Linked DNA regions of Homo sapiens: region 1 is linked to region 2. Evidence: chromatin loops called from intact Hi-C (ENCODE). Cell type or tissue: PC-9. All regions are shown on one strand. Each heading gives the region's core, and the rest is flanking DNA. Links, peaks and the distances in the headings are about the cores only.

Evidence for each region. Hi-C counts contacts between places; a loop is a spot of excess contacts. Peaks named below come from ENCODE experiments on the same cell type or tissue, not always from the same donor. Only the 100,000 strongest peaks of a DNase experiment are listed, where the experiment ranks them.
Region 1: it touches region 2 in a loop (7-fold over the local background); 3 of 110 quality-filtered maps call a loop at or near these places.

The regions. Positions count from the first base shown.
Region 1 is chr3:149,366,199-149,371,587 of GRCh38, reverse strand. TM4SF1 (transmembrane 4 L six family member 1) reads left to right here. Exons shown (of 5, transcript NM_014220.3): 5 at 1,708-2,566. The coding sequence ends at 1,722. Among named protein-coding and RNA genes, the nearest start is that of TM4SF1, 8.8 kb to the left of the region's middle. In PC-9, for the core only: a CTCF peak has its summit at 2,888; DNase peaks (open chromatin) are centred at 387, 2,277, 3,130 and 4,407; H3K4me3 peaks cover 870 bases; H3K27ac peaks cover 5,000 bases.
Region 2 is chr3:149,297,603-149,302,991 of GRCh38, reverse strand. All of the region lies in intron 1 of TM4SF18-AS1 (TM4SF18 antisense RNA 1), which reads right to left. Among named protein-coding and RNA genes, the nearest start is that of TM4SF18-AS1, 16 kb to the right of the region's middle. In PC-9, for the core only: no CTCF peak of the experiment used is centred there; DNase peaks (open chromatin) are centred at 2,721 and 4,691; H3K4me3 peaks cover 1,409 bases; H3K27ac peaks cover 5,000 bases.

The DNA.
Region 1 (5,389 bases), core at 80-5,079, 69 kb before region 2:
CAGCATTTATTCTGATATCATCTTTGTAGCAACACAATTATAGCATTCACTTTAGCTGTCAGTAACAAGCTTCCTCGAGTCTCACAGTCACAGGATTGTCTTAGTTCTTTGCAGTTGGCTCTATGTACACAAGAACATGCTGCCCATAGACACAGCGCTCCCTTCAGGATCTAATTCACTGCCTCTGCTCTCGCTGCAGAGACAGAAAAAAAAGTGATGTCTGCTCTTTGTTTGCTGTTATATTCCCAACTAGTATACATAAGTAATAGCCAACCATTCAATGCATCAGGCACTATGCTAAACCCATATGACTCAAATATTAAGCAATAGGCTTAAGATCACCTACTCAGGAAATAACAGGCTTCAAACCTTGAGTCGCTCTGTGCAAAAGCTCCTACTTTTAACCTGTATTCCACACTTGCTGTTTGGTTGGATTTTCTGCAATTCCTTCCTAATAAGGAGTCATAAAAATGCCTAAGCAGTAAGTATGGAGAATCACTAGCAATCTTTGAACAGCAGCTCATGAAAAGCCTTTCGTTGTGAAAGAAAACCAGGAAGCACTTGTTTCCTGGGGATATGATTTAGGAGAAAAAAATGCATTTGTTTGTAGCAGTGAAAGTTCTTGTTTCTATATCCTCCTAAAATATATATATTATTGAATTAATGAAAGTCCAGCTTTGATCCTATCTTTGAGAGGGTTATTTTATGTCTTATATTTTTCAAACCATTTACTCCTCTGGTGCCAGATCTGTTAACTTTCTTTTAAAAATAAGACAAAAACCTAATGAAAACTGAAAGCCCATTGCTACCATGAAAAACTTTGCTGAAAATAAAAGGAAACTTTCTGTAATTTTGGGGGAAGGTTAAAATGAAAATCTAGTTTTCCTTATCAGGCAAGTATAGCAAGATTAATAATTTCTTTGGCAAATTTCCAAGAAAATAAGGGAATGGGAAACCTTCAATATGGAGCTTCTTTCAAGCAGTACGGTTGGGGAAGGGCAGAGAAGTATCCTCTAGGGATTGCTGTCATGCAGCTTACCTTTAGCCTTGAATTTCATACAAGGCAGAGTTCAAAGTAAGTGATTACTTGTACTAAATGTACTCACTTAGTACGTTTTGGGGACAGGCATAAAGAGCCAATGACCAAAATGGCTGAAGTGATTTGGCAGGGAATGATACTCTCCTCTGATTTGGGGTAGTAAATACACCAGGTTTCCCAGCTGAGTCACTGTAGGGATGGCTTCTTCCCAGATACTACAGGGAAGATCTGTTACCTTTGTTTATAAGACAAAAGACACTTTCAAAGGGCAGGTCTTTTCATGTAGAAGAGTCAGGTCCATAACTCGGTAGCATTTAATTTGAAAGGTTACCCACATTGAGCTCATACCAGTGTGAAACTTCCATGGCATTATCTTTTAAATCCCTAAGATTAAAACCCCACACAAATGCACTCAAAGCAACCCAATATCAGTATCCTGCAGTTTCTATGGGCCCTTTCTGCAGCCTTTACTCATGGAAGACAAGGGATCTGGGTTTGTTTAGGAAACATTTTGTGAGCATTGTCCAAGCCCTAAGTATGGTTGGCCTAAGCTTTGCTGAAGCTAAGATCAGTCTGTTTATGTTTGCTTAAAATAGGAACTTAAAGGACTAAAATGTCATCATTATTTATCCTGATTATAGCCTAATGGTATTTTATTTTCTCTACAGCAATATGACTGCTAAAAGAACCAACCCAGGACAGAGCCACAATCTTCCTCTATTTCATTGTAATTTATATATTTCACTTGTATTCATTTGTAAAACTTTGTATTAGTGTAACATACTCCCCACAGTCTACTTTTACAAACGCCTGTAAAGACTGGCATCTTCACAGGATGTCAGTGTTTAAATTTAGTAAACTTCTTTTTTGTTTGTTTATTTGTTTTTGTTTTTTTTTAAGGAATGAGGAAACAAACCACCCTCTGGGGGTAATTTACAGACTGAGTGACAGTACTCAGTATATCTGAGATAAACTCTATAATGTTTTGGATAAAAATAACATTCCAATCACTATTGTATATATGTGCATGTATTTTTTAAATTAAAGATGTCTAGTTGCTTTTTATAAGACCAAGAAGGAGAAAATCCGACAACCTGGAAAGATTTTTGTTTTCACTGCTTGTATGATGTTTCCCATTCATACACCTATAAATCTCTAACAAGAGGCCCTTTGAACTGCCTTGTGTTCTGTGAGAAACAAATATTTACTTAGAGTGGAAGGACTGATTGAGAATGTTCCAATCCAAATGAATGCATCACAACTTACAATGCTGCTCATTGTTGTGAGTACTATGAGATTCAAATTTTTCTAACATATGGAAAGCCTTTTGTCCTCCAAAGATGAGTACTAGGGATCATGTGTTTAAAAAAAGAAAGGCTACGATGACTGGGCAAGAAGAAAGATGGGAAACTGAATAAAGCAGTTGATCAGCATCATTGGAACATGGGGACGAGTGACGGCAGGAGGACCACGAGGAAATACCCTCAAAACTAACTTGTTTACAACAAAATAAAGTATTCACTACCATGTTGTTGTTGTTTAGTTTCATTATCCTTAAAAGTTCTCTTTTTTCTCCCCCCCCCCCTTTTTTTTTTCCAGTTTGCAAGTTATGTGGCCCCTATTGCTAACGGCTTCCTGTCTTTTTGTTTCTTTATCCTACTCTCTCATCCTCTTTCTCCTCTTCTTTCTCTGCTGTCTGTAAATTGCCATTGCTGTACCTGTGGGATCATCACCCCAGTTAGGCACTGGTCCTTTCTACCAGGTGCTGCAAGTATCAGCCTCCCTGGAAGGGTAACAGGCATTTTTCTCCTTACTGTACAGGGTTAGGCTCTTTCAAGTGACAGGATTCCTGGACTTATTGGGAATTTTCTATAGAAATGTTCCGTTTTTGGTGTTCATTGGTCTGGACAACAGATAAGCAAATTTATAAAGAAGCATAACCAGCTATTAGACAGCAGAGCTCCTCCTATGGGCAAGCTGCCCTGCAGTGGGCGGCTCCTGACTGAAGGTTTCAGCCTATTCTGTACCATAGTCCCTCTGGCAGGCTGGTGAAACCTACAGACACCTTCGAAGAATAATGTTCATAAATTCATAAAATGCATAGAATTATGAAGAAAACCAATACACTAGAATATTTTATGAAAATGTTTTTTTAAACATATAGTGTAGTTGTCTTGACAGCCAGCTCTGTCACGTCAACACCTGTGGATAGCAATAACGTGTGTCCTAACAGCCTTCTAAGGAGTCGGTCTAAGAACTATCCTACTTTTTTTTTTTTCACTGAGCAGAGTTAGCCAATATGCTAAGCACATTTATTATTTATTTATTTTTATTTTTATTATTTTTTATTTTCTTTAAGTTCTGGGACGGAACGTGCAGGTTTGTTACATAGGTATACACGTGCCATGGAGGTTTGCTGCACCCATCAACCCATCATCAACCACATGCATTAGGTATTTGCCCTCCCTCCCCTTGCCCCCCAGCCCCCTAACTGTCATACTTTTGAAATACAATTTCAATTAAAATGATATTTCGAGATACCTGCAGCAAATTTAATGTGATATGAAAACATATGCAAATTTTTATTGTAGATCAAAGTATGATCAGTATTACTGATGCTACTTTGGTTTGTTGCATAGTCATAATTAAAGGAAATATTAAATTTTTGTTATAAGTTAGTAAAAAATGACACTTTTTTCCCATCTAAGTTTAACACCCCACTCCCCCAGTTATTTATCCATGGGGTCTTTTGGGAATTCTTGGACACCAGATTAAAAACCCCTGCAATACAGGATCCAAGATAAAAGGCATAATAATCAGTCATAAGCATCATTTTTTCCTAAATCTATCCTCAAAGGACATAGCAATAATAATTATCAACCATTATCATAATAACAGCAACAATTTCTTGAGTCCCTTCAGTATGTCACTTATTGTAATTAGTTTTACACATACTATTCCACTGAAATCTCTCAGCAGCCCTAGAAGGTATTACTTCTCTCTATTTTATAGACTCAAAGCTCAGTGAGGTTAAGTAATCTGTCCAAGGCCACATCTTTAGCAAATGAAAAACACTGTAGCAAAAAAAAAAACAACACTGATTTAACTCCAAGTTGGTGTAACATGAACACGGTGTTTTCCCTGCTCCTCTCCTCTGCCTCATCTACCTGCTCTGCCACCAGGGCCCAGGGGCTAGAGTCTTCCTCCTATCCTACACTGGCACTCAGATACTCCACCCACCTAATGGGGACTTTGACAGGCCCCTGAGAGCCTTAGTCATCCCTATCCTAGAGCCTAAGTTTGAGTGACTCAACATTTCCCCTTGTTTGTGAATCTTTTAATAGTAGACATTGTCATCACCTGAAGGAAATAGCTTACACAAATTACCTTACACCCTCCTTAAGTTCTGTTTATAGCCTACGCTCCTGGTTTGTAATATTCTAGGCCTTTCAATTTGGCTGGAAACTCCCTCAGGGGTTGTACTAAAACAGCTCATTCTTACCTGACAACATTAAAACAATAAAAATTACTGTAGAATCTGAATCACTTGAATAGTACACGTGGCCTCTGAGTGTCAATTTACCATAGTGACCAAATTTACAAATACATTCCTACATAAAGGAAATCTCATGCACTGAAATCTCAGACAATTGATAGAATGCTACCTTTACCACAGTATGAGTTTCTTGTATGTGTGTGAGATCTTTTTCATTGTTTTCTCTGATGCTTACCCATGGTGAGAACAGGTATGGGATTTGATGCAACTTTTCAGAAAAGCCATTTGGTGATCTGTGTCTACAATATATAAAGCCTACACATCCTTTAGCCAAGTATTTTTACTTGTAGAAATTTATTTTAAGAAAATCATCAAGGATGTTCACAATAGTTCAGTTTCCAGTAATAATTATGGGAGTATTGTTTGTAACACCAGGAAAAATGGCAAGAGCCTAAATCTCTGATAACAAGGAATTGGTTTGATAAATGTAGTCAGTGGCTGTTAAATCAGGGTAAATGTATGAACCGCACAACATTACATGAAAGAGAAAGTTTCGAAAATATAGAAAAGAAGGGTTCTATGTCTTTCTCTACTAGGTATATGTATATTATAAATACCCTTTAAATATATTACTGAAAAGGAATTTCAATCAGATTCAATGTGATTTTTGTCTTGATTCATTTCGCTTATCTATACTTTCTGAAATTTCTACCATAAGCACATATTACTTTTAGAAATAAAACAAAAATGAGATGAGAAGAAAGATTCAGTCCTAAAATAATTCAGGGAGGAGCCCGCAGTCTTTAAGGGAAACTCCCCAGGTATGTAAGAAAACCATTGTTCTTGTGCTTGGA
Region 2 (5,389 bases), core at 252-5,251:
ATTCTGTTTTCAGATGATATAATTTTATATTTGTAAAAACCTAAAAACTCTACAAAAAAACTATTAGAACTGATAAGCAAATTCAGTAAAGTTACATTTCTATATGCCAACAATGAACAATCTAAAAAAGAAATCAAGCCATTTACAATAGCTACAAATAAAATAAAATACCTAGAAATTAATTTAACCAAAGATATGAAAGAGCTATACAATGAGAACTATAAAACATGTATGTAAGAAATTAAAGAGAACACCAAAAAATGGAAAGATATTCCACATTCACGGACTGGAAAACTAATATTGTTAAAATGTTCATACTGCCCAAAGCAATCTACAGATTCAGTGTAATCCCTATCAAAATACCAATGACATTCTTCACAGACATAGAAAAAAAAAAACAAACTTAAAATTTATAAATCACTAAAGACTCAGAATAGCCAGAACTATCCTGAGCACAAAAGAACAAAACTGGAGGAATCACATTACCTGACTTCAAATTATACTACAGAGCTGTAGTAACTAAAATAGCATGGTACAAGCATAAAAACAGACACATAGACCAATGGAACAGAACAGAGAACCCAGAAACAAAATGATACATCTACAGTGAACTCAGTTTCAACAAAAGTACCAAGAACATACATTGGGGAAAGGACAGTCTCTTCAATAAATGATGCTGGGAAAACTGGATATGCATATGCAGAAGAGTGAAACTAGAATGATATCTCTCACCATATACAAAAATAAAATAAAAGTGGATTAAAGATTTAAATCTAAGAACTAAAATTATGAAACTACTAAAAAATATTGGGGGAAACTCTCCCCCCAGAATATTGGACTGGGCAAAGATTTCTTGTGTAATATTCCACAAGCACAGGCAACCAAAGCAAAAATGGGCAAGTGGGATCACATCAAGTTAAAAACCTGCTGCATAACAAAGGAAACAATCAACAAGGTGAAAAGACAACCCACAGCATGGGAGAAAACATTTGAAAAGTACCCATTTGACAGAGATTAATAACCAGAATATATAAGGAGTTCAAACAACTCTATAGGAAAAAATCTAATAATCTAATGTTTTAAATGGCCAAAAGGTCTGAACAGACATTTCTCAAAAGAAGAGATACAAATTGCAAACAGGTATATAAAAAGATGCTCAACATCATTGATCATCAGAGAAACATAAATCAAAACTACAGTGAGATATCATCTCATTCCAGTTAAAATGGTTTTTATTCAAAAGACAGGCAATAACAGATGATGGCAAGGATGTGGAGTAAAGGGAATCCTCATACACGGTTGGTGGGAATGTAAATTAGTACAAGCACTATGGAGAACCGTTTGGAGGGTCCTCAAAAACTAAAATAGAGTCACCATATGATCCAGCAAACCCACTTCTAGGTATATACCCAAAAGAAAGGAAATCAGTATATCGAAGAGATACCTACAGCATTGTTCACAATAGCCAGGACTTGGAACCAACCTAAGTGTCCATAAACAAACAAATGGATAAAGAAAATGTTACATATATTTTTAAAAAGAATGAGATCCTGTCATTTGCAACAACATGGATGGAACTGGAGGCCATCATGTTAAGTGAATTAAGCCAGGCACAGAAAGACAAACTGTACATGTTCTCACTTATCTGTGGGAGCTAAAAAGTGAAACAATTGAATTCACAGGGATAGAGGGCAGACGGATGGTTACCAGAAGCTGGGAAAGGTATTGGGGCAGGGGTAGTGGAGAGCAAGTGGGGATTGTTAATAGGTACAAAAAATGGTTAGAAAGAATGAATAAGACCTACTATTTGATAGCACAACAGGGTGACTATAGTCAGTAATAATTTAATTGTACATGTTAAAATAATGAAAAGAGTACAACTGGATTGTTTATAACACAAAAGATAAATGCTTGAGGTAATGGATACCTCATTTACCCTAATGTGATTATTATGCATTGCATACTTGTGTCAAAATATCTCATGTACCCCACAAATATATACACCTACTATGTACCCACAAAAACTAAAAATAAATTTTTAAAAATTCCTTCTGTAAAAGTACAAAACAGCTCTTATTACAGTATGACATGTTTTTAGCATCATGATATTGGAAGTCCACTTCCAAGAAGAAAAACTACGTTTTTCAGATGAATTACCCTGTCAGCTGAAGAATCACAAGGTTCATACATTTGGAAAGGACAGCTTTATTTCTCACAAAAGGCTGCAACCTGCAGGGTGGCCATTCTGACACGCTGGGAAGTGTAACCTCTGGCCAGAAGCCAGAAACAGGCACTTCAAGGTAGTGCTGAAAGAAACGGGAATTTATGCTGAGCAGAGTGGCTGAAAATACCTTTTTATTAGGCTGTAGGAGGAGTCATGAATATTTATTAAAGGAGAAACATGTGCTTCACAATTGAGCTTTATGCCTCTTCATGAATTCCCTGTACAAAAAATTGTGGCATTAGCATGATCTGAGAGTGGAGTTTTCAGCCCCCTAATGTCAAAAGATGAAGGGGAGGACACAAATGCCCTGGCTGTGCACCCTGCATAGATTGGCCAGAACCACTTCATGGTTGTTGGTCTCTTATCAGGAAGGGATTTATGGTTTAACTGGTGAGCTGTCATGTTGAAACTGCAATGTGGGAAAGGGAGTCCTGTGGCAGCCTCAGAGGACTGGCTAAAGTTGACAAAGTAATGAGTCATCCATTTCTCATTTTCCAGAGCTGGTTTCTGCTTACTTACGCCTTAGGAAAGAATTCTGGTTAAAGGTTAGAAGGAATGGGGCATACTGAGGCATGTTCGACCTGCTAGCCCATCATGGCCAGGAACTCAGTTTCTAAGGTTTCTCTGGAGTCCCCTGGGCCAAGAGATGGTGTGTTCAGTCAGTTGGAGAAGCTTAGGACTTTATTTTTATTTCTCAACCCATATTAAAGAATTGATTCTATTAACCTCAAAAGTCAAATACTCATACATAAAGTCCTTGAAAAGGCTCATTCAGAATCACATGCTTATGCGTAAATTTCTCTGATTAAGGCTTCTTTGTTTAAAGAGCCAACATTCAAGGAAAAAGTTTTAAAACTATTCCATAATTTTTACAATTTTCTTAGTTGTCAGATTTGTATCTGCATTGTCTTCTATGATTTTTACTATAAATATAATTACATGAGAATGGAGTGTTTCTTAGAAGTGACCACTTATGATATTAGTCTCCATTTAAACATTTCTTCCCATGTGATACAAATATATTTCCATATTTATTGTGTCAGTATATTTGTTACTCTCATGAAGCAAACAGAATGCCAATTAAATGCAAATAGCAGGATTTAAGTGATTAGATGTGATGAGGAACTACTTAAATCACACATAAAGATTTGACAAATAAGAATCTAGTAAATGTTTGAAGAAAAGCAAAGGGGGTAATGATAGGTTATGTGTCTCAAAAGAATGGTTTGAATAGCATAGATTAAGAGATGCCCTTCGAAAAAGTGAAGTGCCCTCTAATATTTAGGCAAAATAACCCTATTTGTGAAGGTACTGCAAAAATCAACAGTGAAATAAAGGACTTGATATTGTGCCCCTCTTACAGCTTTGTCAACAAAAATCGTAACATTCAAATCCAAACACTTGATTTATTCCTGGTTCATTCTAAGATTTGGTAAAGACTTACAAATGTAATCAAATTTGTTTTAAATATTGGTTTGAGCCACAATAAGTGCCATTTTTAATAAATTTTACACAGTAGGGTTTAACATAATATAAGATAAAATAAGCTTATTTTCTTGATTGGTTTCATTTCTCATGATAAAATCCTAATACAATATTTTGGTTTGTTTCCAGTTTCCAATGGATTCATTTTAAATGGATATTTTTTAGTAGCAATTATCCTTGGCTATTTTGTCTACATTTGGGTTTACAAAGGCATTGGGAAGGCAAAAATGAAATCTACCAACCACTTGCAACATTGCTTCAATGGAGAAAAGTTATTGTGAGGTCCAAACGATGAATTGCAAGTAAATTTTTGCAGTCAGCCTATATTTTATTTTTTAGCTAACAGTATGCTAAAAAGTTGTGATTATGACATACTGTAAATGTTTTCAGTAGAAGCACACTCAGCACTTTGAGAGGCCAAGGCAGGAGGTTCACTTGAGGTGAGGAGTTCTCGACCAGCCTGGGCGACACAGCAAGACCTTGTCTCTATAAAAAAAATTTGAAAAGTTAACCGGGTGTGGTGGTGCATGTTTGTATTCTCAGCTACTTGGGAGGCTGAGGTGGGAGGATTGCTTGAACCCAGGAGTTCAAGGCTGCAATGAGTCATGATCGCACCACTGCACTCTCGCCTAAGTGACAGAGTAAAACTAACACTGTCTCAAAGAAAGAAAGAAACACACCAGAATGTGAATTTTCAAGTCAGTGTAGGTGTTCTCAAAGTCATCAGCCTCAGAGGTTATATAGACATTTTAACAATAGGGGCATAGTCCCTAACAGTTGTTGGGTCTCCTCTGGAATTGCCCTGGAAAATTCTGTGGCTATAATTCCTTCTACTCTTTTTTTTTTTTTTTTTTTTGGCAGAGTCATACTCTGTCACCCAGGCTGGAGTGCAGTGGTGCAATCTCAGCTCATTGCAACCTCTGCCTCCTGGGTTTAAGCAATTCTCGTGCCTCAGCCTTCCGAGGTAGCTGGGATTACAGGCATGTGGCACCATGCCCGGCTACTTTTTGTAATTTCAGTAGAGACTGGTTTTCACCATGTTGGCCAGGCTGGTCGCAAACTCCTGGCCTTAAGCCATCTGCCTGTCTCAGCCTCCCAAAGTGCTGGGATTACAGGCGTGAGCCACTGCACCGTTTTTTACTGTCATTTGAGTTGGCAAATATTCATCCACTGAAGGTGGGGGTTGGTTTTAATAAGTAAACAGGTAAATAAGTAAATAAGCTGGGCAATACATATGAGAGTGTAGAAAAGCATAAATACTACTCATATTTTACTTGTGGCTGCACCATGATTGCAGACCCTCTGTACTCATTATACTGGCCCCCTTTTTAATATATATTGGCCATATATATAGCCAATAGCAATTGGCCAAAAGGCTAGGGGCACAGGAAGTCTCAAATATTTGCTGAATGTTGAATACATGAATGATCTGATTCCCTCTTTAGAACCATCATTCACATATATAGTGAAGTAGGAATAGCTCATAGTTAGGGAACAAAGAAAGTAAAACATAGTTTTTTTTCCCAATACAATTTCTTTTATCCATCCTGCCACTTTATTCCATCCCAGTATTTTTTGCTTGTTGAATATCTCTAAGCTGTGCCAGATTCCCCTGGTCTCTTTCCCACAGAAGTCCTGATCTACTCCTAACTGCAGGAGTTGGGGCTTTGTCTAGTTTTG